4 separate regions of the Mus musculus genome follow, and all the other regions are linked to region 2. Evidence: chromatin loops called from intact Hi-C (ENCODE). Cell type or tissue: left cerebral cortex. All regions are shown on one strand.

Region 1 (8,000 bases), 230 kb after region 2:
ATTGCAGCCCAAACCTGGTGTCAATTCAGTGGTAAAAGCATTGATACCATACATTTATCACAGAGTTCATACAGTAGAAGATATGATACCAATGGTACTTCCAGAGTACCTCTCTCTCTCAACCTTCCTTATGTTGGCACCCTTTAGTACAGTTCCTGTGTTGTGCTGAACCCAATCATGAAGTTCTTTGTGTGGATGCTTCATAATGATAATAGTCTACTCTTAAGAATTGTAAAGTAAAGGTGAGTGGAGGGTAAAGGGGGCTTTGGGGATAGCATTTGAAATGTGAGTGAAGATATTATCTAATAATAAAAGAAAAAGACTTGTAAAGTAAACGTCTGAAATGTAGGGTATCTGATAAATGACCCCTGTCAAAGTGTTATTTGTTCTCCCCCAGTGGTTCACAACCCACAGGTTGATAACCAGTGTTCTGGTAGAAAGGGCTACAAAAGTGGACCTTGTTACATTTGTTTGGGAATCTTTCGGATCATATCTGAAGATTACAAGTTTTTCTTAACACCGAGGTTCAATAAACAGAGAGTTTCTATAATTAGCAACACTTTAACTGTAATAGAAGCAGAGAGAAAAGCAGAATGAAGCACAGTAGCGAGTCCTGATTGTAAGTACTCTGCAGTGCCACTGGGTACCAATATCTGCTGCCAATGCTGGGGAATCTCCTTAGGCCCCGCATATCTTAGACTTGAATTAGTGCCTGTAATCTCTGATTCCACACATCCCATTGCTCAAAACACTTTATCATGATAAACTGGTTTTCTCTGGCAATAAGTAGAAATTCAATAAAGAATTTAGAACCAGGCATTGCTTACATGTTACTGTTATCATTAGTGTGCAGACACTTTTTGTAACTGTTGTTCAGATATTGCTTCATGAGTGGAAGTGAAGAAAACAAGGAAATGGAATAAGAAACAAAAAAAGAAAAGAAGGAAAGAAGGAATGGAAGAAAGGAAGGAAGGACGGAAGGAAAGGAGAAAGAAAGAAAGAAAGAAAGAAAGAAAGAAAGAAAGAAAGAAAGAAAGAAAGAAAGAAAGAAGAGAGAGGGAGGGAGGGAGGGAGGGAGGGAGGGAGGGAGGGAGGAAGGAAGGAAGGAAGGAAGGAAGGAAGGAAGGAAGGAAGGAAGGAAGGAAGGAAGGAAGGAAAGATGGAGAGCGGTGGAAAGGGCTGATCCATCAGATGATGGGCTAGCCCATCCCTTGAAGCATCTTTCAAGTACTTCACTGTGGCTACAGGGGTTCCTCAGCAGGAACCAAGTCAGGAAGGTACTAAAATTCAAGTACCTGAAAATAAATTTATTAAACCATTTCTATCTTTATCCTTTAGATGGGAAAAGACTAAATTGACTTCCCTTAGGAAAGTATATTAGAGTAATTTGTTTTAACACCAACTCAGCAGGGAAACTAAAATAAAGCTGCTACCAGCAAATAAATAAACACCATCATGAGACAAGACGCAGGTGAGATGAAGAAGGGGCAACGTGCAATATCTCTGAGAAGAGGAGAGAGGAGCTGTGAAAACAACCACGCTGCTTCTATTTCCAGAAAACCCCATGGCTGTGCTTTTAGGGGAAATATGCATCCAGCATGTTGTTTTCTAATAATTACAGCCTCCTCTTTGTGACATTTGAACTCATTTGAGATTTCCCTTGGTCAGGCATTCTTTTCAATGTCTTCTCATGCCTTTCCCTGCTTTATCTCTCCAATTTGGGCAATGCATCTTGTTTACTTCTGGAAGTGTGCTTGAGCTATCATGAGATAGCTTAAATTATTTTCTTCATCTAGGGATTGAAACTGTGAATTCAAGATTGCATTTGGTGTGGACATCAATAGGTTCTAAGAGTGGAAAGATTCCCTTATGTGTCCAACAATGGACATCATGCTTGCATATACTGGAAGACGGAAGACGGTTATATGTTATCAACATTGTCTAAATTAGAATTCATTAAATGTATTCAGAGGAGTGTGTTGACAATGCTAAACTAGGAGAGTTGTGATTTCTAAAATCTAAATTGATTACTTTTGTTGGCATCTATTTCTCACATTTTCTTCTTAACATTTATCAACTTTTATTTTATATGAATAAGTTGCACACATGTATATACATTTTCACCTTGTGCAGAACAAAAAACACCTTATTTTCCAGAACTATAGTTATAGGTGGTTGTAGGCTGCCATTCAGGGTCCTCTACAAGTGTGTCAAGTGCTCCTAAACTCTGGGACAGCTCTCTCTCTCTCTCTCTCTCTCTCTCTCTCTCTCTCTCTCTCTCTCTCTCTCTCTCTCTCTGCCCCTTTTCTCTCTCTGTCTGCATGTGCCACATCATTTCTGTGGAGGTCAGAGTTCATCTGCCAGTGTGAGTTTTTATCTTTACCTAGTTTGAAATGGCATAAGCTATCTTGCCTAGCTCATGGTCTCTAAGGATTCTGATGGGTCTACCTTTCCTCATGCACAGGAACTCTGGGCTGATGGATTTACCCTACCATTTGCTTGTGAGTAAGAAGAGATCTGAATTCTAGCCCTTCACCCACTGAACCTTTTTCTATTTTCTTATATATCTATTTCTAGAACAGGAACTAGTAAGGCTCTTGTAGCATTCCTTCTATGTCACCACTAATGTTATTATCAGAAAAGAGCTATGAATGCTTTCTAAAACGTATCCTTATTATAAATTGTTCTTAATCAGTTAATAGTACAAAGAATTTATTTGTTTTGTCATCTCTTACCTACTGGATTTTGGAGTGAACTATGATATTCAGACCTTTTATTTTAAAGTGTATGACATGCGGACAGACCATGTCAAAATTTGTGGGCAGGACCTGCAAATAAGTAAGCTGCCATCACCATATACAGAGTTATGATAGTGTCTGTGATTATCATGAATTCTCCGTGCTTCCTTATGATGTGTATAGGTATCACATGTTCAGTCAATTGCCAAACATATATTCCTTGTGTTAATGGATCAGTTGCGGATGTATTGTTCTTACCTAACTTTTTATTGGGGAGATGTAAATAAATATCTACATGTCACAGATAGGACAGGGACTGGCAGAACAAGTAATAGATTTTATCCCTGACCAGCTTAGTGATCCAGTGAGTTTATTTAGGTTATTTATAGTAATAAGTAAGTTAGCCGAAGCAGCTTAGCCCCATCTTCATCATAAACAACTCACAAGATGTGACATCACTGAAGACTCACATTCCCCATGAGCAACTGTGCTAGTGAAGGCTTCCACTGTTGTCAGCGGGTTTACCTCTTGTGTAACTCCAGAAGATCAAGGGCCTCATCAGCACCTCAGGAAAAGTCAATTAAAGCCGAGTGAGCCACGTGATCCTCCGTGATCCTTCCACAAAGGACTGTTAATTGTCCTGTTTGTCTCATAAGGGTCATTACTGTTGCTCTGGTGCAGGATAGCTATGGTTTTGTTCAATATTGAGGGAATAGCTACACAGTAGCAATCATTCGTACCTGTAGGGTTGACATAGGATTCCCAACATTATAAATTAATTATAAATATTGTCATACATAGGGAACAATTTGTACAGAAGAAGAAGAAGATGATGATGATGGGCAGTACACTTTAGAAATTAGATAAGCTCTCCAGGAGTCCTGGGTGAGCACTTTGGAGTTAAACATATTTGGTTTTAGCCAAAATGCCTTATTACCCCAAACAAGCAGCATAAAGACTATGTAGCTTAGCATCATGTAGGTCAGCAACAGTTTCTGTGTTAGTTGGATAAGTTTTGACACCAGGCTGAATTTTATGGTGGTAGAATGTCTCAGTTTTCAGTACTTTATGGTTTTGGAAGGAGATAAACGTAGGTTGTACACCTTTAATAGTCTCAATATATTTGTCTGTTAAATGTTAACATTCTTTAAACACTTATGACTAAGGAAAATAATCAAGGGTTTTGGTTTTTTTGTTTGTTTGTTTTTATTATTTGTTACTGTTATGATCCTTGCATTAGACCTGAGATGTATAGGTAAGTAAATGTGGAGGTCCAAAGTGGAAGCATTTTTTAGATCCCATATTTATTTTTAAGTAACTTTCACCTGTCCTTACAACTTCCTGCTCTAGAAAACTCCTTAATGTAGCAATAGTCATTCATATATATTAATTATGATTCCACAAAACCTTAGTCAGAGTCAGCTTCCTGAAGCTCCGTGAGTTCCATACTTCATAGCTACCACCTTCTTCTTCTACCACTACTTCTTCTTCTTCCTCCTCCTGCTCCTCCTGTTACTCCTCCTTCTGCTTTTCTTCTTCACCTTGCTCCTCCTCCTCCTCCTCCTCCTCCTCCTCCTCCTCCTCCTCCTCCTCCTCCTCCTCTTTTTCTTCCCTAGTACAATTTTGAGTATGACTACAGGGCACATAAACAACATATTTGAGAAAAAAAGTTTTGGTGATTTAATAATCTAGGCTTTCACAAAAAACCACACACACAAATAACACATATATGGAAAATAAGTCTTATGAAGTATCATATCATGTAGATATTTGAACAAATGTATGCATAAATGAAATGGGATATATAGCAACAAAAGATGACTTTTGTCTGTCTACATCTTTTAACATCATCAAATATATTAAAAGTAAACAAAATGTATTAAAGCAGATCAAGACTTTAACAAAGACGATGATTTTCAAAATCTTGATTTGTGTGTAGCATTTTTGAATAATTTTTACTTGGAAAATTTTCTGTAAACCAGCTTTCCATGTTCCTAGGCTTTGGTAGGGCTCCCTCTACTGTTCAAATGGGAGCATATACCTCAGAATGATTAGAGGGAATCTGGTTTAGAATCCTCTCATCATAGGATAAAAATTCATATATTTAATCTGTCCAAATACATATGTATATATAATGTACATATTTACAGGAGAATTTTCAGCACACAAATTTGAATTATCAACTGCACGTATTTAAAACTATTTACATAGATATGTACCATGATTTAAGTACAGCTTTGTCGTCAAATATGTGAATAAATTAAAAGTTTGGTTAAAGCCTTCACATCTTTTCAGATTTTACCAACAATTATCTGACAAGTTTTCTTACTAGTGCTGATATGACAAAAAAAATGCACCATGCAAAATATGAGGGAAAAAAAACACTCTGAAACTTTACAAAATGGAAATTAAAGGCTTTGGATATCATGTGCTTTATGTTTGCTTAAGTTTTGTGAAGTTGCATAAATTCTTTTCATCTTTAGAGTGCTTAAAGATTCACACCTCCTGTGTGAGAAAAACAAATGTTAAATATTATCCAGTGTTACGAAAAGAAGACCTAGAAATACTAATACTACTTCAAATTCAAGATGTGTAACTCTCTGAAAGGCAGATTTGAATGCTGTAGGTCAAAGCTGGCTATTATGAAAAAGACTCCTTAACAGAAATAATTCAGAGCCTGACGCACTTGCTCTTTTGCCAGAGACCCAGTCTGGTTCTCAGCGTTCAGGATCAGGAGATGGATAACTATCTATATTTCCACCTCTGAATATCAGATATCTTCTGCCCTATAAGAGAACCCACACACAAATCTAAAAAAGGATACCAGACATAGATCCACTCACTCACTCACACACACACACACACACACACACACACACACACACGAGAACACACACATGCACACACACACACACACGAACACACACATGCACACACACACACATGAGAGAGAGAGAGAGAGAGAGAGAGAGATAAAAACAGAAAAGAAATCTTAAGAAAAATTAGGAAAACATGTTTCTTTTTATTGAAGCCAATGTATCATTTTTATGTATTGGTTGTTTAAAATAGTGGTTAGAAGTTTTCTTGTGTATTTAAATTGAAAGTAGTAAAACATAGAAAGCCAAAATATATGACTTTACAATCAGATCATCATGAGAATTTGGTATTTTGGTGGCAAGATATTGATAAACAGCATAGTAATTAATTTAATGAAATAAACCACTAAAGTTTACCTAGCCAAATGAGATCACCATTAATTTGTTAAGTCAAACCGCAGAATTTAATAGGTAAATGCTTAGGGGTTAAGAATAGATAGTAGCCAAATGTTTTTTTCTAGTTATTCCAAAATCTATATTAAGAAATATTATTAGTTTGAAAAGAAGCTACGGTTCTACTTCTAACAATACATGTACACACTGGTATCAAAATTACTACATTTAAGGCTTATATAAACCTACATAGTGAACATATAAAACTTATGTCCATTGCTAATATGCTGTCATCTCAAAAGTACTTATAATGTCTAGTATGATAAAAATCGGTGCTTATTGTTTAAAACGATGAAGAATCATGGGATGCCTATTTAGTTCTTGTTCTTTCCAAAACTATTTTTGAACCCCAATTAGTGGAATCCACATAGGCAGAAGGTTTAGCTTACTTTTTAGTTTAATAACTGGAAAATCTTTGAAAAGCTGATGTTTTAGAAAACAATAGTGAACTTCTTTTATGCAGTCTAAAGACTTAAATGGCTCCACTCTAAAGTTACATATATTGGACAATACAGTCATAAAAATACACTAAGAAGTATTATCACTGCATGATTGTGACGGTTAACTCTAATTACCTGGTTAGGGTCGTTATCTTAATTATCAACTTGACACAACAAGAGGACCTAGAAAGAGTCTCAATGAGGAGCAGACAACACTGAGTTAGCCCTGTGTCTATGGTAGATCGTCTTAATGTGGTAAGTGGATATGGAGTTGATCTGCCTACTGTGGGCAGCACCATTCTCTAGGCAAATTTTCCTTTAAATGAGAAAGTCCAGGTAAGCATGACAAGCAGACATATATGCACTTACGTTTCTATGCTCTTCCCTGTGGATATAACATGTTCACGTGCTACAAGTTCATGCTACCTTGATTTAACCTAGAATTGCTATCTAAAATAAATCCCTTCTCACTTGAGTTGGTTTGTATCAGAGCATCTCATGAGAATGATAGGAATTAAACCTGATACTGGATATATGACAGTGATGTTTGCATATGATTTTTTTCATAAGAAATGGAAAGAAATAATGTATATAGTTCATCACTTACAAATGTAAGTACAGTACTTACTATTGTATATTAACATATTGTTATTTTTTTATAAAATAAACTTATAAATGAAAGTGGAAAGTATTATCTTTATCCCCATCTTGCAAATAATGATATGAAGCACATAGGTTCTCCAAATTCATACACACTCCAAAATAATATGTAACTTTAGATACCATAGCTTCAGAGTATGTCTCTTGCTTTTAAAAGTATTTTTATGATAATTTTTCTCTGTTCATGGTTAGTTAAAGGTAAGTTGTTTTCTCCTCCCTTTCCTGCTCTTCCTCCTCTTCTTCCTCTACTTCTTCCGTTCCTACCCCCTAAAGGAATCTGAATTTGGGTTTGAATACACAAACTAAGGGCTTTTATTAGTTTTGTACTAACTGAAGAAAATTAAAATAAAATTTATGTGCCCTCTGTAATCTAGTCAAAACACGGTTGACATAGTCTATGTATTTAAATCATACATGCACAGTTAATCTGGTATCTAAGTCGGGAAAAATATTCCTAAATATTGTTTTCAAGCATGTATCAATATCTGCTAATTACTGAAAACTTTTATGTCGATCTGCTTTATAATATAATATGCTTTATAATATGCTTTATAATATATAATATAATATAATATAATATAATATGCTTTATAATATAATATGCCACAAACTGGTAAAACAGTTATTTCAGCATTTGTTCAACAGTTTTGAACTTAGAATGACCAACAATGAAGGGCCACAGCTAGAGATGGTCTTTTGCTGTCTCTGCCACTTAGGGTTACTCAGGACGTCAAGGACAATAAGCAAGAAGTAGTGGAGAGAGCTCTGACATGCCTGGGACTCATTAGGTACCAGATTGGCTTTGAAACTCTACCTTGTATAAAACCAGTTTTCACGGCAAGAGTTAATCCCAAACCTCGGTATTAACCAATTTATCCACTATTCTCATGAAT
Region 2 (8,000 bases):
TGTTATACCTAATAAATATTTCAGATCCATTTACGCATAATTAGTGCAGTTACCACGCTTTTGTAAACTCACAAGGTGAAGGAGTGGGAAGGGAAACTGCATTCCAGGTGCTGAGCCTGTCGCTAGCACATCGCTGGAAAACCCCTCTGTCCTCACAACAGATTAACTACCCTCTGTGCATACTATATTTTTGTTCAGCTTTTCCTATTCTGAGTCTGGACTGAAGCAGTCGTTATCTGCTGGCGGTGCCTGGGTGATTTTCAAGCCGAGCACTACCCACCCAAGTAGCTGTGATACCAGCTTTTGCTGAAGCCTTATTGCTCTTAAAAGAGCAATTTGGTTGGCTGCACGGCTATTAGGATCACACAGGCAGCCTGAAAGCTGTCAGTACAACTGCTTCTCATCTTTTTTTTTTTTTCACACGGTCCTGACATCTCTTCTCTTTTTTTCTGCTGGACACACATTCCTGTTTTTATCATTTTCAATCAAGTGCACGCAGGACGCTGAGGAATATTCCCACTGAAAGCAAAGTGGAGAACAGGAATGATTTTACAGCTCTTAAAGTGGAAACAGTGCTGACTGCGGGCTGAGGGGAAGGAGCTGGAGCCGTGAGAAATGTAGCTTGGCTCAGGGCTACATCAGGGAGCTGCTCCTTCAGCTGCTAAAGATGGCAAAACACCACCTACCTCCGACTTCTCAATGATCAATGCTACCTTCAGAACCCGGAGGGAAGAGGATGTGAGAAATTTTTATAAAATTCACTTGTGGAAATGTTATCATCCGAGAAAGTGGACAAAATTACTAGACTCGAACTTCTCTTCGTTTTGATGTTATTCTTCTCAGGACCAACTCTAGGCAAGCTGACCAGGACCCCCTGGAAGGGCAAACCTTGGAAGGGGGGTAAGTGATAAAAGTTTCCTGTAAAAGATCTGAATGGAGCAAGGGGAGCCAAAGGCAACTTAAGAACAGCTAAGGGGAAGGGAGCTGTCTGTTTGAAATCAGGTTTTTATTTCAGGAAAAGGGAGCTGTGTGGTAGGTGGCTGAGAGGAAGAGTTTGTCTCTCTCACTGATATAAATACGTGTTTGCAATTTGGGGGATGCTGGGCTTGCTGTGCATTATATTATAGTGGTTGTTTCCAGCAGGGAGACTCTGGAGCCAGATGCATGCTGTTTAAGTGCAAGGAGATGTTTGCTCTCCTTAGGAAGCTGTATTTAAAGAAAAGAAAATGAAATAGATTTTGAATATTCTTGATTCTCGGCTGATTTCGTATAATGATCAGATTGTTGTTTGGAGAAACAGTGCTAAATCTGGGGCTGACTCTATCCCCGTTGATGTGTTAATAAAGATAAATCGTGTTAACTTTAGTAATAGAGGTATCTGCTGAATGAGGGGGAAAAAAAAAGGCTTGCAGTACTTTGGAGCTTGGTAATGCATTTTCTTTGGCTGTTGAAAAATTTGAGCTGTGGCTTTCTGAGACTTCCAGCCTGCCGATTTTCAAAGTTCAGTCGGTTCTGCTTCACCCAATGACATTTGTTTATATAAACGCAAGTTAGCAAGGTATGTGTTCCGTGGATGCAGCAAACTAAAAATGATGCTGCAGAAATATCCCGGGAGAGTGTGTTCATTGTAGGGAAAATCGTGATGGAAGATTCCTGAGACTATTGCTGTGCATATCTTACCTCTAGAAATGTTTCCTAAACCTGTGTCCTCCACCCTCCACACACACATACACACCTTGCTTTGATGTCATGTGATGATTGCAGGTTCAAGAGAACAGGGGACACTGACCTGATAATTTGATAATTTATCACCATATCATAGCAGGATTTTCTAAATACCCAAGCCCCCTTCAGTTTGATCTTTGTCTTTATCCTTTTGTTGTTTCCCAGACATTACAAATCTGCCTGCATACCTTCCAGGGAGAAGTTCCAGCAGGCACTTAGACTGCTGGGGCACATCCACCCAAGGAATGCTGGGCCAAATCATCTTGGGCCTTGTAAATTATATCACCACATTACTGTATTGCTCGGTGTTATCAATGGATTTTTCACTTGCTCGCTGCCAGCTTGTTATTTATGTTAGCCCGCATGGCAGCTTTAGGTGGCTTGGGATCAAAAGATGTATGGTAGTATTGACTCCAGGAGATGTCAGGGGAGTTAACTTATATTTCTTATGTACAGTTTTCAATGACAGTCAGTAGTTATAGCATGTCAAAGTTTAATTTCCTGTGTTAAACTTCAGCACTGGATGCAGACCTCTGGAAACCCGGCGAGCATGCTAAAGAGCTGCAAGTAGTTAGAAGAGTGTTAACCTAGTCAAAATGCTTGTGCATATTCCCAGGCGTTTATCCATTCCACACAGCTTCAGATACAGATGCCCGAGATTTCATTTGTAAATCAGGTCTGGAATGTTCCATCTTTAACATGTCACTACTTTTTTCTTTCTTTCTTTTTTTTCTTTTTTTCTTTTTCTGATGTTCTGTAACTAGCTCAGCTAGAAATATGCTAGCGCGGCTGTATGGTGATGATGTGACTCAGTCAAGTTCAGGAATAGGCAATCATAGCAACGTATTCTATTCCTTGTTCAAGGAACTCTCGCAAGTTGCTAGAAAACTTTCAATGTGTGGACTGTGCTTTGAAATAATTTCCCTTTTCAATGCTTCTGTTTATCAGTGTATATGTAATGCATAAATTGGTTGCAGAGATTCCGGGCTTCAGCAAATGCAAGCTTGCCTTGATATGCATATGTACATGTTGTAAATATTTATTTATTCATGAGCTTGGCTATTGATGGTGGTGTGTTATCTTTCAGTGGGTTGTAAAATCCTTACATTTTTTTCCCTTGGCATATTATGAAGTCTTTAAAAGCATATTTTGAAGAGTTTTTATTTTTAAATATTGTTTCACTTTCAAGGAAGTCGGGGTCTTTAACTTTTAACATATCTGGCAAAGGTATTATATATATGGTACAGACAGGAATTGAATAAATCTTTTTAAACATCTTTGTTGTAATTGAGGTTCTTTGGTTCTTTGGTTTGCTTCCTGTCACCCCATCTTAGTATACCTTTATAAACAAAATCTTTAAAGCTAGTATACTATTCCTAAAAGTCCTGAACAAAATACCAATAGTCAAATAAGAGATTTCCTCAGGAGTGATTGCCCGCCCACCCCCTTTCTTTACCCTCCCATCACCCGTGTGTTTATCTTAATCTGACTGAGCAGCTGTCAAACTCCATATGGCAACCTGCCCACGCTGACAATTTCCATTTTTGTTGTATTAATAGGAACGATGGTTCTGAAGGAAGAGGTTATTGGTGCAGAGAGGACTGGTACCATCAGAGACCAGTGTGTAGTTGTGGCCTGTGGAGGATAGTGCAGACAGAACACACCATTCATAACAGATCGGATATCTGAGAACTGACTTACACAACACCGTGATGGGAAATTGCTGATTTTTTTTTTCAGTTTTCAGCTTATCAATGAGTGTGACTTTCAAATGTAGGTTAGTAGGCCAGTAGGGTTTCCCTGAGGCATATGTTTTTCTATTTAATCACATTATATGGATTCCTTAAGGGAATGGAGAGTGTCCCATCTGATTAGTTCAGAGCATAACAGAACTGATCATCAGAGTTTGTATTCACTATATACTCATTGGAAATCCTAACAACATAGCTGACATCATGCTCATTAAAATTAAAGAACCCAATTATTTTACATTCAATTACCCTCACTGAGAAGAAACACTAGAAGATAGACATAGCTCTGCAGAGAACCTTCAACTACACACTTCCAATACATACAACAACGTGCATCAAATATGCACAAATAGAAAACTCTGTATTTACTGACAACTAAACATAAAGCTAAGTTTAATTTGTGTCTGTCACTAAAGTGAAGACTGTTTGATATAAAACACAGTCATTTTAAATGTAGAAATTCAGAACCTTGATATTAAACGTGAGAGTCAAACTTCCAGCATTGGGTGCTGAGTGAAAAATGAGGAATCAGAAGAGTTACTGATGGATCTCGGGGGGGGGTGTACCCCTGGCTATGCTTATCATGAAAACACTTGCCTTGATCCTTGTAAACCTCCTGGAAACATCTGTTGGTTTCCTACAACCTCCCAGTGAAGATCCAGGCGCAAACACTGGGAGACAGAATATGAGTTATCAAAAGTTGATGATTCGGAAGATTCTCTTTCAGCCCTGCCCCACAGCATACCACACCACACACACACACACCACCTTGCTTCCTTTTATATATTACAGCAACCGGCTGTCCATGTCTATCTTTGCTAAACAAAGGAGACTTCCCAGGCAGTTATCTTGTCCCTTTGTAAATGACTAGAATGTGTTATGAGCACACACAATGCCATTGAGTTATTTTAGTTCCTAGTGCATTGAAGCATGGACACAGGATATTCAGAAAGCACCGTTATCGGCATGGTCCCATCTAATATACTGTCAATTAAAACAGAATTCATTGCAATTTATTGAAGTGTTTTGGACCTTAAAATTTATAATAATTTTTTTGTAAACTACTTTAAAACTATTTCATATCAGCAAGCACATTTTATGTCACTACAAAAGTCTTATCCCAATATAGAAACTAATAAAAACATTTATTTTATGAAGTAACTCATAGAGCATAGTATATCATGCAAATTATAAGATTGAGGAAATATATATTCTCCAGTAGAAGTTAAATGTTTTGAACTTAAGTTATGGCTTGATTATTATTAAGAACATGGATTGCTCAAAGTATATATTTCCTAATAAAATTTAAACATTTTGGGGCTCAAGCAATGATTCAGTGATGAAGAACACTTGTTGTTCTTGCAGAGAACTTGGGTTTGATTCTCAAAATCCACATGATAGCTCACAATGGTATGCAACTCCAGTTTTAAAGAATCTAACAACCTCTTCTGACCTCTGCAGGCACCAGGTGTGTACATACATGTACATACACCAGATATGCACACAGTGATTATGTATATATATTATATAGATATACACATTATACATAGTATAATATATAATATATAATGTAAGTCAGGAGTGACATGTTGAAAACTATTTTTAGATTTATTTGTTTTTATTTTATGTGTATGAATGGTTTACACCCACATACCCACACACCCACACACATATAATAGTTTTCAAATAGTTTCAACATGACAGTGGTGATTTGCATTTGACAAATATTGAATTACCTGAAGACTTTCTTATTGGGCCTCTGCAGCTTCACTAGTACTGGGCTCCAGACCAGACCTGTGAAGTTCATCCTGAAGTCAACTGAAGCAGATATGAATCAAATGTGATTACGTAAGAAAGCAATCTCTTAGTTGCTTAAAATTTTTTACTATAATTAAGAAGCCAAGTTCCTTGAAAAGAGAGGTATTTGTGAGAAAAGGGGGGGGGGCATAAAATACTAGAAAGACCTGCATATTTCCAAATACCAGAGCATCTTTAGTGCTTGAGTTGTCCTGAAATTTGGAAGTTGTTTTTCAGTCAATGTTTGCTGAGTCCTTAAGACCACTTTCATCCAGGAGCACTGCTTAAGGAGACCAAATACCAAATATCCAAAGTCCTTATCTGGAACCTGGCAGGTGGTGTTCAGTTTTGCCAAGGGAAATGGTGTTTCTTTGAAGAACACATTGGTTTGGAAAGTGGCTGGTGCACTAGCTTGCTCTAGCCGTGATAATGAGAAGCTATTACACTGTGAGATATTTAGACCCCAGGAACTCATATTTCATTTTTGTGAATATATTCCTTTAGATTAACTGTTTCTATTAATATATCTTCAGCTGAGTAATTAATATACTAAAATCCAAACAAGGGTAGAGTTGGACAATTTCAAGAAGGAAAGTAGAAATACTCAAATCACATTTTTCATCAGTGTCTCTTTCATAGAACATCAAATACCTCAATTTAGAATAAAATTTCAGTGCCACCGTTGAATTGGTCCTTCAAATTGCTCATCTTCTTGATGATGCATGTTGCTCCGCATTATCTTAGATGATGCTTTTCCATTTCATATTTAATGTATACTGGTTTTAAAAGATAGAAACAGTTACAGTTTGTGATTTGATAGGTCTCAGCGTCTCTTTACTGGATTACTTTTATAATTCCTATTGAAGGAAAAATGGTCTGAGAAATAGTTTATATTACTAAATTAAAGTAGGGGAGGTTGTTGCCAACTATTTTCTTTCTGTGGAAGTCATAGTTTTTAGGTATCAGTTCAATATGAAATTAGAACGAGTAATACTTTTAAAGGATGGGATTATGTGACTGCCCATGGATGCATGGATTACTGTAATGTACTTTCAGTTATTTTTGAATTACCAGGCCTACTTGCATTTACATATAATAGGCTCAACAAAATTAAGCCTACTATACATTTCAGAGTTCATTTTTTAATGGAGGGTTTTGGGGTTGAAGAAAGTGGTATAGTTTTCATTTCATTATTATGTAGTCCAGCAGTAAAATGTGATCATTAAGCTATGATGTTTAGCTGGATGAGTCTAGCTTGAGTTCAAGCACTATACAAACTACCTGATTAATAATCCAGTGTTCTTACATGGAGAAAATAATTTCCTGGTTTTTCTCATAGCAATTATTTTCAAAAATATAATGAGTTTCTTTTCTTTTTTTAAACTAGGTATTTATTTCATTTACATTTCCAATGCTATCCCAAAAGTCCCCCACACGCTCCCCCACCCACCCCCGTTTATTTTCTAATGAGGGTAAAAATATAAACTCATGAAATGTCCCAATTAATGAAGAGTTCACACCAAAAAAGGGAAAGATATATCCTATACAACCTCAGTGCAGTTCCTTTTCTTTTTTATCAATGTCAAAAGGTCTGTCATGAAAGAAGACACCAGCCTGAAATAAAGACCTATACTGTGTTCTGGAGACAGGGACACAGTGTTAAATCCCTAATGTAATAGTTACCAGCTAATAATTTGCTGGTCATAAAAGTCATACATGAAGTGTCTTCCAGAATCCACACAAGCAAGAGGACTTTTCCTGGCCAGACAGTGCAGACTGTATTGATTTAATAGAGTGTTTTGCCCATGTTTTCGTTGGTTATGAACTGTATAGAGATGCATGTGGGGATGTGTATTTAAGGATAAGACTCATCAAAGTTATGAGTTAAACGATGTTTGGCTAGATGGAGATACTTAAATGACCATTTCTTTCTATATATGGTCTGTAAGTCATCTTGAAGGTAACTTGTACTTCCAAAGTTAAGAAATGCGCCTAAGGAAATACCTTCAACCATGAGCTGCACCCCATGTACGTGGATGGCCCAATAGAATACCTAGTCCTAGGAATCCACTCATTCAAAAAGTACTTATCAAGGGCTCCCAAGATAAAAATCTAAGTGACCAGAGAATATAACCATATATGTAGCATTTTTAGAAAAGGTCTTGTACCTGTATGGCAAATTTAATCTCTAACACCATGTTTCCCGAAAACTTCCCATTGAAAACAGTTTCCTTCCCTTGGGATGAGTCTGTTATACAAATTATCTCAAGTGCATTGATACTTCAAAATAATTTACACAATTTTTTAAAAGATTTTTTAAATAATTCTATAAGACATTGGCCCTGCATGTCAGTACACATACATATAGTTTTTAGATCGGTAATGAATGCTTATATAAACATCTAGTATATAATTAATCCATATTTATACTGTGGCACTGAACTATTTACATGTGCAAATTAGTTTACTCAATTACTAGTTATAAAATATATGTAGAAGGGATTTTATAGTGTTAAGAACATATAATAAAGGCTCAGCTGTATCTGTCCTAAAAAATAATTCTTTGAATCTTAATTAAATTATTGGATGTTATTTGAGATTTACAGTTATAATTTTCAATGCCTATGTGTATATATTCATATATATCAGTATAATTTCATGAATCTGTTTGAAGACACTTATGTTAATTGGTTGGTCTAAGAGTTACAATATTATGAGTGGCAGCAG
Region 3 (8,000 bases), 220 kb after region 2:
TCATGTCTTCATATTAGAAAAGTACATTCCTAAGGGTCTGTTCTGAATAGTCAGTGACTTCATGGCTTACAGTTCTGTAATGGAGAATCAGAGTCTGAAAAAAGGCATGTGTCTGGCACCTTCCCAAGGCATGGGTGTTTAAGGCATGATGAACTGTGAATTTGCAGTTGCTGGTTGCACACAGCAAGCAGGTGTTTCAAATCTAATATTGTCACTAGCAAAAGTGAACTATATTTAAAAGTGTGAAGTGTTTGTTTTAGAGAGAAACATCTTTACTGAAAATGAACAAAAAGATCAAGGTCAGTACTGTTAGATTCTCTCAGAAAGTAAGTGATCATAATGAAGAAATAGGGAAAATATCTTGTTTATTCTGATGGCTATACAATGAATGTCAAGCAAATGGATCAAAAAATGCCTGGATTTTTTTTTCTAATGAGAAAGAAAGGATGTGGCTTTGTATATGGCTCTGGGTGGGTGAGGATGAGGGGAAAATCTGGGAGGAGAGGCGAGATTGCAATCAATATATTTTATGAAAATAATCCAGTTTTAATTAAGACTCAATATAATATAAAATTACTTTATTTAAATTTTAAAAAGCTTGTGAAGTTTCCAAAACACTTTTCAACAGTAATATGCCCAAGCTTTATGAAATATCCAAGGTACGACTGCGAAGAATATCATGTAGACGTCTGCCCATATATGTATGTAATGGAAGTTATGCCTTTTGCCATGCATGGAAAACAGTGAAAAACAAGAGTAAAAATGTGTGACATGCATGTGATATTAACTGGAAAATTGCCTCTACTGCACTTTACAAGTGAGACTTAGAAATTTTTTTTTAAATATAGGAGCTAGAGAGATGGCTCAGTAGTTAAAAGCAGATACCTCTTGCACAGAACCCACTGTACATTGCTAGCACCCATGTCAGATGGTTTTCAACCTCCTTTGGCTTCAGTTCTCAGCAGTCAGATGTTATCTTCTGGCCAACAAAGTATCCTGCACTCCTGTGCTCATACCCATACTCAAATAAACACACACCCAACAAAAGAAAATATTGAGCAAAGTAACTAAGATGCTAAAAGATACATTTCATATATTTTATTTTCTTGGAGGCTCCTACATCCATGTCTTTATATGTGAGTATATATCCTGAACTAACTCCAGAAGTGAAGAAAGTAATAGGGGGAATTTGCAGATTGGGAGAACAAGAGATCTGAACAGGGAAATGAAAAGAAGTGTAAAGCCCTGTTAAAAATTGAAAGGGAGATAAACATCTTAATAAGAGGAGGGTAAGGTAAACTATAAGGGTGGCTGGAACACTCATAGGAAATCTCACTAGTAAATCTCTAACTGAAAGAAAAGAACTACAATACATGGAATCCCATGTATAAATATACGTATATATTTTAAATGAAGATTTTTCTTTCAGAGTGATCCTCTCCCTGAAAGCCAAAGACCATCTAAGAAAAAGAAAAAAGAAAAAAAAAAAGAACAAAATGACCACACTAGGCAAGTAAATCTCTCCTCTCAGATGTTGGTCAAGTCTGTCTAAGGCTCCCAAAACTTAAAGTCTACTGTTATTGTACTTCGTTACCTCCATGAGATGGAGGGTAAACCCTATTACTGAAAACACCATAGACTTAGGATGCAGGGTCCAGAGTCTCCTGACATGAACATGAACTGAATGCGTCTTCCCTAAGGGTTAGCTTTCATGGTACCAAAATGTGTCAAGCAAGCTTTCAAAGAAGGTAGAGCAAAGCCCTACACAGTAATGACAGCTATGAAACAGAAAAACGCCAACATGGCACAATAACCCTAAGAGCTCAGCAGTGACTCTCATACTTCGGTGCGAACCTTTAAAACTAATGGCTCCTTAGTGGCACTCATACAAAGTGATAACCAACAGCTATCTAACTGGACTCAAGATCTACTCTTAAGAGAACTCATAACTGGAATTAGATGCAACTACTCAGGGCTAGTGAGTCATGGATCTTGAAGAATTTACAAACTTCATGTTACTAAACCAGCATAATTCCTAATTGCATTTGAAATATTTTGCCTTGGATATCTAGGCCAGTATAGTTCTTGCTTCCCATTAAGGAACTGTCTTTTTGGAACAGACAGAGACCATTAGAGAAAAACAGTCATTGAAAAAATGTAGAGTTGTGAATTCCAGGCTCAATGCATACATCTACAAACCACTATTGTGCCTAAGGTTCAGGTATCACCATGGAAGAGAAGGTGAGATGGGCTAAGGTGGAACTGAAAAAGACAAAGAAGCTCCAATCCTTCCCAAAAAAATACAGACGCGACTAAGGAATACCGAGAGAGGAAAAAAATGATGGCAAGCCTTGGTTATATTTCTGACAAATTAGTTTATTTGATATTGAAAGAAGGGCTCTATGGCTTGTGGACTTGAGGCAATATCAACAGCTCTTATTTTGAATTCTGGTCACCTTTCATTACTAGCACCTGTCCAAGGTTTTGATTCTAAGGAAGACATTCTGTTATGTGTAATTCCTGTCTTAGGCAGGAAGATGTTTTAAGTCAGTGTGTGATCAACACGTAAATCTGAAAAGAGAAAGGACTACATTGCTGGAAATTCCCTTCTATCGCTTGTCCTAAGACATGAAGGGGGAGCGTATTTACAGCAGCATCTCCTGGGTGAGGAGCAGCTTTTGTCAACTACATCCACAGTTTTGCCTTTCTGTTCTTCATTTTATAACTACAGAGGAAACCCCCCCAAAACTACAAGTTTATCTTCGCAGACTTTAGTTTTATGTCTGAAACTGCTCCATGCTTTCTGGAGATCAGGTAATAATATTTGGCTTTACAGTATACCATCATCTTTCTTAAGCTATACCTTAGTTAGCCTAATTTCTTTCTACCACATGTTTATCTGAGCATTTTTCATTTTAAATTTGTTATTGCTACATTTTTATAAAGCTTATATTTATTTTATTTTATGTTTTGCCTGCATACATGTATGATTTTTTTTTTTGCATCTTGGGTTTGGTGCTTCAGTGTGTAAAAAGAAAGCATTGAGCACCCTGAAACTGGGGTTGCAAATGGTTATCAGCCATCACTTAGGTCCTGGGAAGCAAAACATGTCCGCTAAAAGAACAAGTGCTACTAACAGTTGAGCCATATCTCCACCCCACCCCTCTTGTGTCTTTTTCTTCTTCTCACTGTAAGAACAACATATCTCCAACTTTGCTTCTGAACTGTGAATGAACTTCAGGTGAGAACTAAGACTACCTGGCTTTAAAATTTTAGACAGGATTATCTGATTTTGTGATGCTATGTAAATAATATGCATGCATTGGAAGTTATACTTCATCACTTCTTGGCCTTTTGGCTAAGATCAAGTGTAGAAGTTATTCTTTATATTATATTATAGTTATTATTTATATTATTCTTTATATTATTCTTTATATTATATTATATTCTTCTGCAAAAATTATGATCGGTACACTGTATAGACGGAGTGGAAGCAAGCCACAGATATCAGACACAGAGTCATAAGAATAGAGTATAAACAGGTACCCTAAAACCATTGTGTGGCTTTGCTATTCTGTTCTGCAAGGTAAATGTTTCAAATGCTTCTTTGAGTTACAATATTCCCATGGTGCAATGTTTCTTGAGAGCACAACCCCATGGTCAACTGAAAACTGTGCACAGACTTGCTCCTACTCCTTCTTGGTATTCTCTAACTTGCTATTTTGATGAGATCAGTTGTTACTCCTACGTGAGATTTATTTTTAAAGATTTTTCTGGCTTAGCTCTACCTTTTATCCCTATTCTTGGTTTTCAGCCATAATCTTTGCTGGAGTCTCTTTTAATTTATCTACTAGCTTGCTATGAAAGGGATCAATAAGCCACTAACCTTACAAATACTTGTTATGTTACTGATTGAGGAGTAAATGACTATTTTTTACTAGGTTCTGCTGAAGGTGATAAAAGTTCCTATTAAGATGCCAGGAACTGAAGGATTATTTCCTTCTCTGAAATTTAAGATCGGTATAGAATATAAACCCAAGTGAGACTTGATGTGCCAAGGCAAGTTGTTACTGAGGGGGTAGGTGGTTGGGGGAATGGGAACAGAATATGGAGACCGCCCTTTGCAAAAGAAAAGGGGGTGGGGGAAGGTGGTGGGAGAGTGGGACTGGGAAGTGATTGAGGTATAACAGGAATAAATAAATAAATAAATGAAAACATCAACCAAACAAAGACAGCATTTCATCTCTTTGTTCTTTGTTATGATAGTTTGCACCTTTTGCTAAATAAATTAGTTGTATGTATTTGGCCAAGTTCACAGGAGCATGTGAACTGGGAATGAAAGATTTGAAATAGTTTCCTTCATATATATCTTTTCTTCTGACACTTTTGAAAGATTTCCATCATAATTTCAGAATATGAAAATAATAATTTCTTCTAAGAAGCCTGAAAATCCTGAGGTACTATTTCAAGGGTTTTGGAATCGTTGAGGTTAGAAGTTATATTTTGCCTGTATTTTGAGAAGATATGTCATAATGCTTCTTAAAATATGGAAATACCAATTTTGAAATATTGAATGTGGTAATAGTGTACTAATTCCTTAGGACAATGAACTCTCTTATTTAAAACTTATTTTTGCATATGCACAAACTACTTTTTCTCTTCTGAATATATTGTACTTTATATAAAATAACAGAAGTTAAATTTGTAGTATCGAACTAATAATTTTATTCTTCTCCAACAATCTGTAATTTTCTCAGTGCAATAGAGGACATATTGCATTATTTCCAATAATATTGGGTCTGATAAAATCATATTTTTACACTACATATTGAACACCTCCAAGATGACTCTAAGGCAAACTGAAACACTCTTAAAGCATTGTCTAATTATGAATGCTATAAAAATCCATGCATAACTGCTGAAAAGATAAGTCAAGGTCTATTCATCTGTCTCAAAATTATTTTCTAAGAATATTCTACCAATGAGGATAAGAATCTGTCCTCTAGACAAATAGATCCCAGGCAGGGACCAGCAGCTATAGTTTAACCCTGAAGAAAAATGCAAGACTTGGCAACTGTCCTGAAGCGAGGTTGCAAAAGTGGCAAGCTGCCTCAGGAAACTCAGGGGCAGTTCTTGGGTGAGTTTCTTTCTGGCATCACCACTAGTGGAGATCACAACATACATGTGAGGTGTAGAATAGTGAGTCTAAGAATAGCAAGGTGGAGCAAACCAAACCAATGCTCAATATCTGTCTTCCACTGTCTATGGGGTCATACTTATATTCCACCATCATGATTTCTTTCACGTATTTGCTTTAGCATAATATCCTTTCATCACCCGTGTCTGCTTCAGGACAACACACATTCCCGTGTCTGCTCCAGCAACACATCCTTTTACCTGTATGCCCCAGCAAAACATCATTTAACATAGCTGGCTTTTCAATGAAACTAGAAGTTTCCACTTCACAGCTACTTTCCAATTGATTACTGCCATTCAAACAGGGCATGCTAATATTACAAATAATATTTTCCTTTCATCTGTGATTACCTCAATCTCAATTAACTTTTAAGAAGCACATTAGCAAAGTCCTTTCCATTTTGACTTAGCAGAATCAACCTGAAGGGAGACTGCTCTTCATGTCTATTGTTATCATAAATAATTGATTACCGTTAAGTGCCTATCAATACAGAAACAGAAATACTAACATTGTGAGATATAATATCTTATTATATTGTATTGTGCAGCACCTAATGGTAGAATATGAATATGAAAACACTTGTGTGCTAAGCTGTTGTGGCAGAGAAAGTAACACATCAAGTTAATGATTTAAATTTGAAACTTCTTATATTTTTTAAAAATATTATTTTTATTACTCTTTAGTAGATTTCATCTTACTTAAAAATAAAAAAAATTAATAGGCCATGCTATAACAACTTGTATTTTCATACCTTTCTATTCAGTCATTTGACAGTATATTTTATTCAATTTTCATTTCCCTCTACTCAATCTAACCAATTTACAGCTTGGGAAAATATAGCCCTTTCAGGAAATTTGAAATAGAGCTCTGTTGGCATGTTCCTCTCATATAGCAATAGCAGGCGAGCATCTCTGATCATTATTTACTTAAATCAGTATGAGTCTCTAGACATTTGGTCAACCATGCTTTAGCTTTAGAAACTAGAATTTTCCTATCCAGGAACTGTTGTCATATCAGAGCAAAGGTGTAGATAGCATTTCTAATATTAGACTCTGCTTTTTCCTTTTGCTTGGAAAACATTTGTAACTTTTTTTGAGAGTTATTTTTTTCATTGCTAAAGTGATCTTAGTTTTCTCTTCATTAGATTCCTACAAAATTTATAGAAAGGTGTTAAACACTTCCTGTAATACATGACTAAGTATAGGAACTGAATAATCAATATCCACCAAGAATACTATTACAGTATATAAATGAGCACACTTGCTACACTCAGTAATGAGTTGTTTAGGATTGGATGTTTCCAAAATGTTACCCTGATTCACATGTAAGTTAATTCTTTCTCCATCACTCTGTGTCTCTCTACTCATGCTCTACCCTTGCTCTGCATGCTCTTCCTCATTGTCTCTCCTGCATCTTACCAACAAGGGTAGAGTAGCGACTAGCACTTTATTAAGACTCCTCCACTAAGCGCACCTGTCATCTTTTCCACTGTCTTCATTTTCTTATACAGTAATAGTAGGTACTTAAAACTCACAGCCCCTAAATTAAATGATTCCAATTGGGTGGACAGTTTGTTTTAGAAACTGCAGTTTCCATTGCTTATATCATCTGATATCCAGTAGCTGAAAGAACATTGTTATAATTTGATTATACTGTACACTAAAAATGATATATCTATCAAAATTTGTTTTGTTTGGAAAAAATGTTCACCTACTATCTCTTAATGAAACCCACATCTCTATTGATACAGTGAAATTCAATGACTATATGTGTTGCTAGTGGGGGCACTGATTAGCTCTGATCAGCGTCCTTCTGTCTTTTCCTTATCTTTTCCTTTTTCTTTTTTTTTAATTTATTTTTTTAATTAGGTATTTTCTTCATTTACATTTCAAATGCTATCCCAAAAGTCCCCCAGACACTCCCCCCGCCACTCCCCTACCCACCCATTCCCACTTTTTGGCTCTGGTGTTCCCCAATACTGAGGCATATAAAGTTTGTAAGACCTTTGTATGGGCCTCTCTTCCCAATGATGGCGGATTAGGCCATCTTCTGATTTCTTTATTCTTCCTCATTCCTGATGATTTGTTTGCTTATCTTTTAGCATCAAATAAGTATATGAAGAGTAAGGAGAAAATTAATATAAATGCAGATACTTAAAATACTTTTCATCTGTTCAAAGGCTATGAAACTTTGCATAATATTATGGGATGCTTAGGGAAGACACAATGTATTAAATAGTTAATGAATTATCTTATTTTTGTATGAAGAAACTCAGTTCCTATCTTGGTTCTGTCATCATATACTCTGCATAATATTCAGTTATTAGTGAGATTTTTCTCAGAAATTTTGGTTAACAGTGCTGCTTAACACATTGTTAGGTTACATGAAGCAGTGCTGACTATTTTTAGAGTATAAACAGCAAAACCTTTGTCATGTTAAGCAACTCTAAATATGTTTGCTGTTTGGGAGAACCCCTCAGAAAATTTCCCTTAATTTGTTCTAAGCAGCAAATTGGGATTCTATTATTATCCTTCTCTTTTTCTAAAATTAGACTGAATGCTGGATTGTATAATGATGAGCTAATTTCAACATGGGAACATAATAGGATTGCAAATTTCTTTGCTTCTTAATTGTCAATTGTTGACCTGCTGTTATGAATGTTGAAAGAGAGATTCCTGTAGACCCTGTATCAGTTCCCTTGGGATTTGAATTGTTGACCATAAATCAATTCAAACATGTCAAGACAGCTGCTGTCCCTAAGAGACAAGGTTATCAAGTTTTCCACAGGACACAATATAAGTGA
Region 4 (8,000 bases), 200 kb before region 2:
CTAAAATTTCCCTGAGGTCTTTGCCCAAATTTAGTTTAAGGCTCAAGAGTTCGAGGACATCTTGCTTCTCACTTGACAGACATAAAAGTCGTGCTATTTCCCCAGCTAGGCGATGTTCACTAGCAATTCAGAGCTGGAGTCGGAATCCATTCACTCCCAGGTTTAAGTGCCCTTCATCTTAAAACAAAAGGAAACCTCTCAAAACCCTAAAATTTATATTCTGATGCCGGCTAATTGTTTGTAATAAGTTTTTACTTAAATAATACTTTTATCTTACCAATGTAAATTTAGTATTAAACTCAATAGACTCAAATATTAAGATTACCTTATTTGGACACAGGATCGTAAAGATACCTTTAGTTTCAAGAATAACAGCACACTAGAACATCCACTCGGTCTCCTCCATAGGTGGGCTGTATGCTCATCAAAGGTTCTTTTCCTACAAAATTGCCTGGGGAGTAGTGCACACTTAAAGATGTGGGTCTTAGTGTGAACTCCTCAGAGGAGATTACTGATGGTCTTATGGGCTGATTAAAGACTATTGAGAGCAACTTTCCTAATGATTTTTTTGATAATTTTAAACACCTATATAATATGTTTTAGTTATAAGATTTCCCATTCTTCTTCCAACTCTTCGCAGACTTCCTCACCATAGTTTCCTCTGATCTTCTTGCCTTTTATCATTACCCACTGAGTTCAATCAGTGTGCCATCTGTGTCCACGCTATCAGTCCATCCACTACCTTATGAGCATCCTAACAAGGGCCACTTGTTTGACGAGTATTGACTAAATGTGCTTGATCCATTTTGACCTTGGAAAAAGGACAGGGTCAGACATGATTATCACTTGGATAAGAGAGTGGATTTTCATAAACCAAGGTGTAGGTTTTCACTTAGGAAGCCCTCACTAGAGTCCAAATGGTATTCTTGAACTGTTAGCCTTTCAAAATTTTTCATTATAAACACCCACCTACAGATATTTAATTCTTGAAAAGCAAGGTAACAACAACAACAACAATAAATAAATCCATACAAATTGTTACTTATAAAGAGAAATGTCAGACGGCAGATGATCATTAGAGTGAGAAGAACACAATATGACTCAACCCTACGACAAAAGGCATTTGGAGGGATATAGATGCAGGGTAGGGGCTATCAAACATAGTGGCTGCTTCGGGAGCTAGGAAAGCCAAGGGTGGATTCTGCCCAGACTCTCATCATAGCCATGACCTTGTCAGTCCCCTGATGTTTGATTTCTAGCCTTTGAAAACACATAGAAAGAATTTCTATTGTTTCACATACTGTAGAATTAGTGAAGGCACTGTCAACTCCTATTCATGAAAATTCTTACTGGTATTCTACCCAGTCTTAGAATTTCCATCTATTTCTGTCTGTTATAGTGTCATGGTGTGGACCAGAATATTTATGTACAAGAGGGGCCTCACTTGGAAACATACAGCATTTTTTTCAATGTATAAATCATTTGAGTCATCCTTTCTCACTATGACTCAAAAGACATCTGTCCTGAAAAGACACTTCTTCATTTATCTCCGCTTTGTGATTATTTCCTTTGGTCTCTTGTAGACACAGGACATGTATATATTCCCATGAGAGTTCCAACTAGAATGTAAACCACCTAGCTGTACAAGGACAGTTTCACTCTGTTCTTCACCCTCCCCTTCCCTCTCTTCTCCTTTCTTTTCTTCTCCCTTGTCCCTATCTCTCTCACCTCCCCCCTCTTTCTCATTCCCTTTTCACTTGGATCAATTAATACATGATCCACCATCAAAAGAAGGGACCTGATTGAATATCAATTTATCTTATCCGTCTGAAAACTGCATATTCCACAGAACTAGCAGACACAGTGATCTTATTTCCTACAGAACTCCACCCTGGGGAATAAATATCCACACCACACTCAAACTGTCCTGAGGAGCTGGGATCTCATAAGCACCTCCCAGGCGATCCAGCCTTGTTGTTTATTGTTGTTCTTTCCCTTGCTCTCTGTCCTTTTTTATCATAGCACCAGGGACAGGTTTAATTTCCTCTTATATTCGGCATCTTAGAATCTTGATGTTCTCCCTTCTAAAGACTGGTTGGAAGCAGGGGGGAAAAAGCATTCTGAAATATCCTTTACCTCAATCTATGACGTGATTAATTTTGGTTCTTTCAGAAGTTTGGTGGAATATGTTACAAGGGGAGGGCAGCATTGAGAATTTCAGAATATATATGATTCTCATATTGAAATGCAGATATCAATTTGTTTACTCTCCTCATCATGTCTGGTTGAAATTTCAGTATTTTAATATTTCTGATTATCTCTGAGTTTTAGGCTTATTCATTTGTTTTCTTCTCTAGTGAATGATGTTCTACCTCGGCATTATTTTGCCTATAGATAGTATGCTGTTGAAATACAGTGACACTATTAATGTGAAGGTTAAGTGTTACATTCTTGGGTAGAATTTTTCTTTCAGAAAATATCTTTGCTCTAGGGAAATATTTTGCTGTTTCAAAGTCTGCTTTTCTTTGAAAATTTTAAATAAGATTATTTTTGGTCCATAACAAACATGATCATTTTCAGATAATTAATATAATAAATATTCATGATTAAAACTTACAGTTCACTTTTACATATATTTTTTCTAAAAGTATGAAATGACAGTGTTCACATAAAATTGTATTTTTATAGTTGCACGATATGTTTAGTTGGCAAAATTGTTATATGTCATTGAAGACTCTAAAACATAAGGAGATGACTTTTCTAAATGATAGTTCTGTAATATAATTTTTCGGAAGATTGATTGACTTAGGCAGTCTTGTTGAATAAACGAATGTGCAGATGGAATGAATGTGTTGATGCAGTTAACTCATGTTAATTCTTAGTAGAAAAAGATCTACAAATAGCCTTAGTGCCATATGTTTGCTGGGTTGCCATAGTCATAGACTTAAAAATAATGGAGAGAGGAAAAGATAAGAAAAGATAATTTTATTTACTTTGATGTAGAACAGTCTTTATTGTTAAACATTTATGTAATTATTCTTTTAGTTCTCAACTGATGGGGGATGAGAAAAATGTTATAATAAAGATTAACAAAGATCCCAAGAAACTACATTCTAAATATAGGGTACATAATCTTCTTTATGACAGTGGTTGTTAGTTTAATTTGGTTGGGCAGTGGTGGCGCACGCCTTTGATTCCAGCACTTGGGAGGCAGGGGCAGGCGGATTTCTGAGTTTGAGGCCAGCCAGGTCTACAGAGTGAGTTCCAGGACAGCCAGGGCTATACAGCTATACAGAGAAACCCTGTTTCCAAAACAAACAAACAAAAATCAACCATTAAAGAAAGTTTAATTTGTATAAAAATCTATATTGGGCTCTGGAATACAAATCAAGGAAAATTGTTAAGATTATTATGTGAGATTTACTGAAAACAACCTTCGACCTGACTCCTAGACTACGTTCATTAAAGGTCTTTGCAGAGACAACACTGAGATGAGGTTGTTATTATACACACTGCATGTCCTTTATGTGCATTGAAGCTTCATTTATGAATCAATGGGAAATTGAAGGATTCAAATGCTAAAAATGACTTTTTGAAGAATTATGTTCTACAAAATTTAAAATCCTGTTTATTACTACAGAAACACGTATTTATATAACAAGAGAGAAAGGTAAAATGGAACCATAAACTAATGAAATAACTGGAGATTATCACATGGAAATTGCTATTTTTTTGACATTTGATCACTTAATCATATCATTGTCCATGCATTAGAAACAAGTCCATGCATTAGAAACAAGTCACTCACAGGAAGGGGATGATACACGGACAGAATATACAGCAAGAATCACATAGGCTGCCAATCACATATCTTAAAATTATCTCACAATGTTTTTGTGAGAACCCAAAAGTACAATAACAACAAAAATTTATAAAATTTAAAAATATGTGTGTGCTCTTATTATAATAATTCATTCCAATGGTACAAGCAAAGCTTCTACCTGATTTTGTTTAGCTTTGCCAGTTCTCCTGGTCTATTTAGTGAATGTTTCAAATTTGTAGTAGGTCCTAGGCTACACTCTCTATACATTTTTTTCTTTTTTTTTTAATTAGGTATTTTCCTCATTTACATTTCCAATGCTATCCCAAAAGTCCCCCATACACTCCCCCCTACTCTGCTACCCACCCACTCCCACTTCTTGGCCCTGGCGTTCCCCTGTACTGAGGCATATAAAGTTTGCACGACCAATGGGCCTCTCTTTCCACTGATGGCCGACTAGGCTATCTTCTGATACATATGCAGCTAGAGACACGAGCTCCAGGGGGTACTGGTTAGTTCATATTGTTGTTCCACATATAGAGTTACAGATCCACCTAGCTCCTTGGGTACTTTCTCTAGCTCCTCCATTGGGGGCCCTGTGATCCATCCAATAGCTGACTGTGAGCATCCACTTCTGTGTTTGCTGGCCCCGGCATAGTCTCACAAGAGACAGCTATATCAGGATCCTTTCAGCAAAATCTTGCTAGTGTATGCAATGGTGTCAGTGTTTGGAGACTGATTATGGGATGGATCCCTGGATATGGCAGTCTCTAGATGGTACATCATTTTGTATAAGCTCCAAACTTTGTCTCTGTAACTCCTTCCATGGGTTTTTTGTTCCCAATTCTAAGAAGGGGCAAAGTGTCCATACTTTGGTCTTCATTCTTCTTGAGTTTCATGTGTTTAGCAAATTGTATCTTATATCTTGGGTATTCTAAGTTTCTGGGCTAATATCCACTTATCAGTGAGTACATATTGTGTGAGTTCCTTTGTGATTGGGTTACCTCACTCAGGATGAGGCCCTCCAGGTCCAACCATTTGCCTAGCAATTTCATAAATTCATTCTTTTTAATAGCTGAGTAGTATTCCATTGTGTAAATGTACCACATTTTCTGTATCCATTCCTCTGTTGAGGGGCATCTGGGTTCTTTCCAGCTTCTGGCTATTATAAATAAGGCTGCTATGAACATAGTGGAGCATGTGTCTTTTTTACTAGTTGAATATCTTCTGGATATATGCTCAGGAGAGGTATTGCGGGATCCTCCGGTACTACTATGTCCAAATTTCTGAGGAACTGCCAGACTGATTTCCAGAGTGGTTGTACAATCTTGCAATCCCACCAACAATGGAGGAGTGTTCCTCTTTCTCCACATCCATGCCAGCATCTGCTGTCACCTGAATTTTTGATCTTAGCCTTTCTGACTGGTGTCAGATGGAATCTCAGGGTTGTTTTGATTTGCATTTCCCTGATGATTAAGGATGCTTAACATTTTTTCAGGTGTTCCTCAGCCATTCGGTATTCCTCAGGTGAGAATTCTTTGTTTGGCTCTGAGCCCCATTTCTTAATAGGGTTATTTGATTTTCTGGAGTCCACCTTCTTGTGTTCTTTATATATATAATATATATATATATATTATATATATATATAAATGTATATATGTATATATGTATACTAATATACAATATATATATATTGTATATTAGTCCCCTATCTGATTTAGGAAAGGTAAAGATCCTTTCCCAAACTGTTGGTGGCCTTTTTGTCTTATTGACGGTGTCTTTTGCCTCACAGAAGCTTTGAAATTTTATGAGGTCCCATTTGTCAATTCTCAACCTTACAGCACAACCCATTGCTGTTCTATTTAGGAATTTTTCCCCTGTGCCCATATCTTCGAGGCTTTTCCCCACTTTCTCCTCTATAAGTTTCACTGTTTCTGGTTTTTTGTGGAATTCCTTGATCCATTTAGATTTGACCTTAGTACAAGGAGATAGGAATGGATCAATTCTAATTCTTCTACATGATAACCACCAGTTGTGCCAGCACCATTTCTTGAAAATGCTGTCTTTTTTCCACTGGATCGTTTTAGCTCCCTTGTCAAAGATCAAATGACCATAGCTGTGTGGGTTCATTTCTGGGTCTTCAATTCTATTCCATTGGTCTACTTGTCTGTCGCTATACCAGCACCATGCAGTTTTTATCACAATTGCCCTGTAGTACAGCTTTAGGTCAGGCATGGTGATTCCACCAGAGGTTCTTTTATCCTTGAGAAGAGTTTTTGCTATCCTAGTTTTTTTGTTACTCCAGATGAATTTGCAAATTGCTCTTTCTAATTCATTGAAGAATTGAGTTGAAAATTTGATGGGGATTGCATTGAATCTGTAGACTGCTTTTGGCAAGATGGCCATTTTTACTATATTGATCCTGCCAATCCTGCCAATCCATGAGCATGGGAGATCTTTCCATCTTCTGAGATCTTCTTTAGTTTATTTCTTCAGAGACTTGAAGTTCTTGTCATACAGATCTTTCACTTTCTTAGTTAGAGGCAGGCCAAGGTATTTTATATTATTTGTGACTATTGAGAAGGGTGTTGTTTCCCTAATTTCTTTATCAGCCTGTTTATTCTTTGTGTAGAGAAAGGCCATTGACTTGTTTGAGTTAATTTTATATCCTGCTACTTCACAGAAGCTGTTTATCAGGTTTAGGAGTTCTCTGGTGGAATTTTTATGCTCACTTATATATACTATCATGTCATCTACAAATAGTGATATTTTGACTTCTTCCTTTCCAATTTGTATCCCCTTGATCTCCTTTTGTTGTCAAATTGCTCTGGCTAGGACTTCAAGTACAATGTTGAATAGGTACGGAGAAAGTGGGCAGCCTTGTTTAGTCCCTGATTTTAGTGGGATTGCTTCCAGCTTCTCACCATTTACTTTGATGTTGACTACCGGTTTGCTATAGATTGCTTTTATCATCTTTAGGTATGGGCCTTGAATTCCTGATCTTTTCAAGACTTTTATCATGAATGGGTGTTGGATTTTGTCAAATGCTTTCTCTGCATCTAAGGAGATGATCATGTGGTTTTTGTCTTTGAGTTTGTTTATATAATGGATTACATTGATGGATTTTTGTATGTTAAACCATCCCTGCATCCCTGGAATAAAACCTACTTGGTCATGATGGATGATTGTTTTAATGTGTTCTTGTATTCGGTTAGTGAGAATTTTATTGAATATTTTTGCATCGATATTCATTAGGGAAATTGGTCTGAAGTTCTCTATCTTTTTTGGATCTTTCTGTGGTTTAGGTATCAGAGTAATTGTGGCTTCATAAAATGAATTGGGTAGAGTACCTTCTGCTTCTATTTTGTGTAATAGTTTGTGAAGAACTGGAATTAGATCTTCTTTGAAGGTCTGATAGAACTCTGCACTAAACCAATCTGTTCCTGGGTCTTTTTTTGGTTGGGAGACAATTAATGACTGCTTCTATTTCTTTAGGGGATATAGGACTGTTTAGATCATTAACCTGATCCTGATTGAACTTTTTTACCTGGTATCTGTCTTGAAACTTGTCCATTTCGTCCAGGTTCTCCAGTTTTGTTGAGTATAGCCTTTGTAGAAGGATCTGATATTGTTTTGGATTTCTTCAGGAACTGTTGTTATGTCTCCCTTTTCATTTCTGATTTTGTTAATTAGGATGCTGTCCTTGTGCCCTATAGTGAGTCTGACTAAGGGTTTAGCTATCTTGTTGATTTTCTCAAAGAACCAGCTCCTTTTTTTGGTTGATCTTTGAATAGTTCTTCTTGTTTCCACATGGTTGATTTTGCCCCTGAGTTTGATTATTTCCTGCCATCTACTCCTCTTGGGTGAATTTGGTTCCTTTTGTTGTAGAGCTTTTAGGTGTGTTGTCAAGCTGCTAGAGTGTGCTCTCTCTAGTTTCTTTTTGGAGGCACTCAGAGCTATGAGTTTTCCTCTTAGAAATGCTTTCATTGTGTCCCATAACTTTGGGCATGTTGTGGCTTCATTTTCATTAAACTCTAAAAAGTTTTTAATTTCTTTCTTTATTCCTTCCTTGACCAAGGTATCATTGAGAAGACTGTTGTTCAGTTTCCACGTGAATGTTGGCTTTCTATTATTTATGTTGTTATTGAAGATCAGCCTTAGTCCATGGTGATCTGATAGG

What was found. A loop is a pair of places that touch in the nucleus more often than their neighbours do. Peaks named below come from ENCODE experiments on the same cell type or tissue, not always from the same donor. Only the 100,000 strongest peaks of a DNase experiment are listed, where the experiment ranks them.
Region 1: it touches region 2 in a loop (4-fold over the local background); 4 of 42 quality-filtered maps call a loop at or near these places.
Region 3: a loop joins it to region 2, with 2.5 times the contacts of the local background. A loop is called at or near these places in 4 of 42 quality-filtered maps.
Region 4: it touches region 2 in a loop (4-fold over the local background); 2 of 42 quality-filtered maps call a loop at or near these places.

What each region holds. Positions count from the first base shown.
Region 1 is chr16:74,854,723-74,862,722 of GRCm38, reverse strand. It overlaps a transcript of Robo2 not described here. Among named protein-coding and RNA genes, the nearest start is that of Gm52242, 240 kb to the right of the region's middle. In left cerebral cortex, a CTCF peak has its summit at 4,746 (motif pointing left); a DNase peak (open chromatin) is centred at 4,749.
Region 2 is chr16:75,085,189-75,093,188 of GRCm38, reverse strand. It overlaps a transcript of Robo2 not described here. Among named protein-coding and RNA genes, the nearest start is that of Gm30116, 300 kb to the left of the region's middle. In left cerebral cortex, no CTCF peak of the experiment used is centred here; DNase peaks (open chromatin) are centred at 2,094, 2,296, 2,540, 3,347 and 3 more places; H3K4me3 peaks cover 3,515 bases; H3K27ac peaks cover 3,185 bases.
Region 3 is chr16:74,866,079-74,874,078 of GRCm38, reverse strand. It overlaps a transcript of Robo2 not described here and the pseudogene Gm52278. Among named protein-coding and RNA genes, the nearest start is that of Gm52242, 250 kb to the right of the region's middle. In left cerebral cortex, no CTCF peak of the experiment used is centred here; DNase peaks (open chromatin) are centred at 84, 3,675 and 4,022; H3K27ac peaks cover 4 bases.
Region 4 is chr16:75,280,913-75,288,912 of GRCm38, reverse strand. It overlaps a transcript of Robo2 not described here. Among named protein-coding and RNA genes, the nearest start is that of Gm30116, 110 kb to the left of the region's middle. In left cerebral cortex, no CTCF peak of the experiment used is centred here; DNase peaks (open chromatin) are centred at 1,491, 2,899 and 3,200.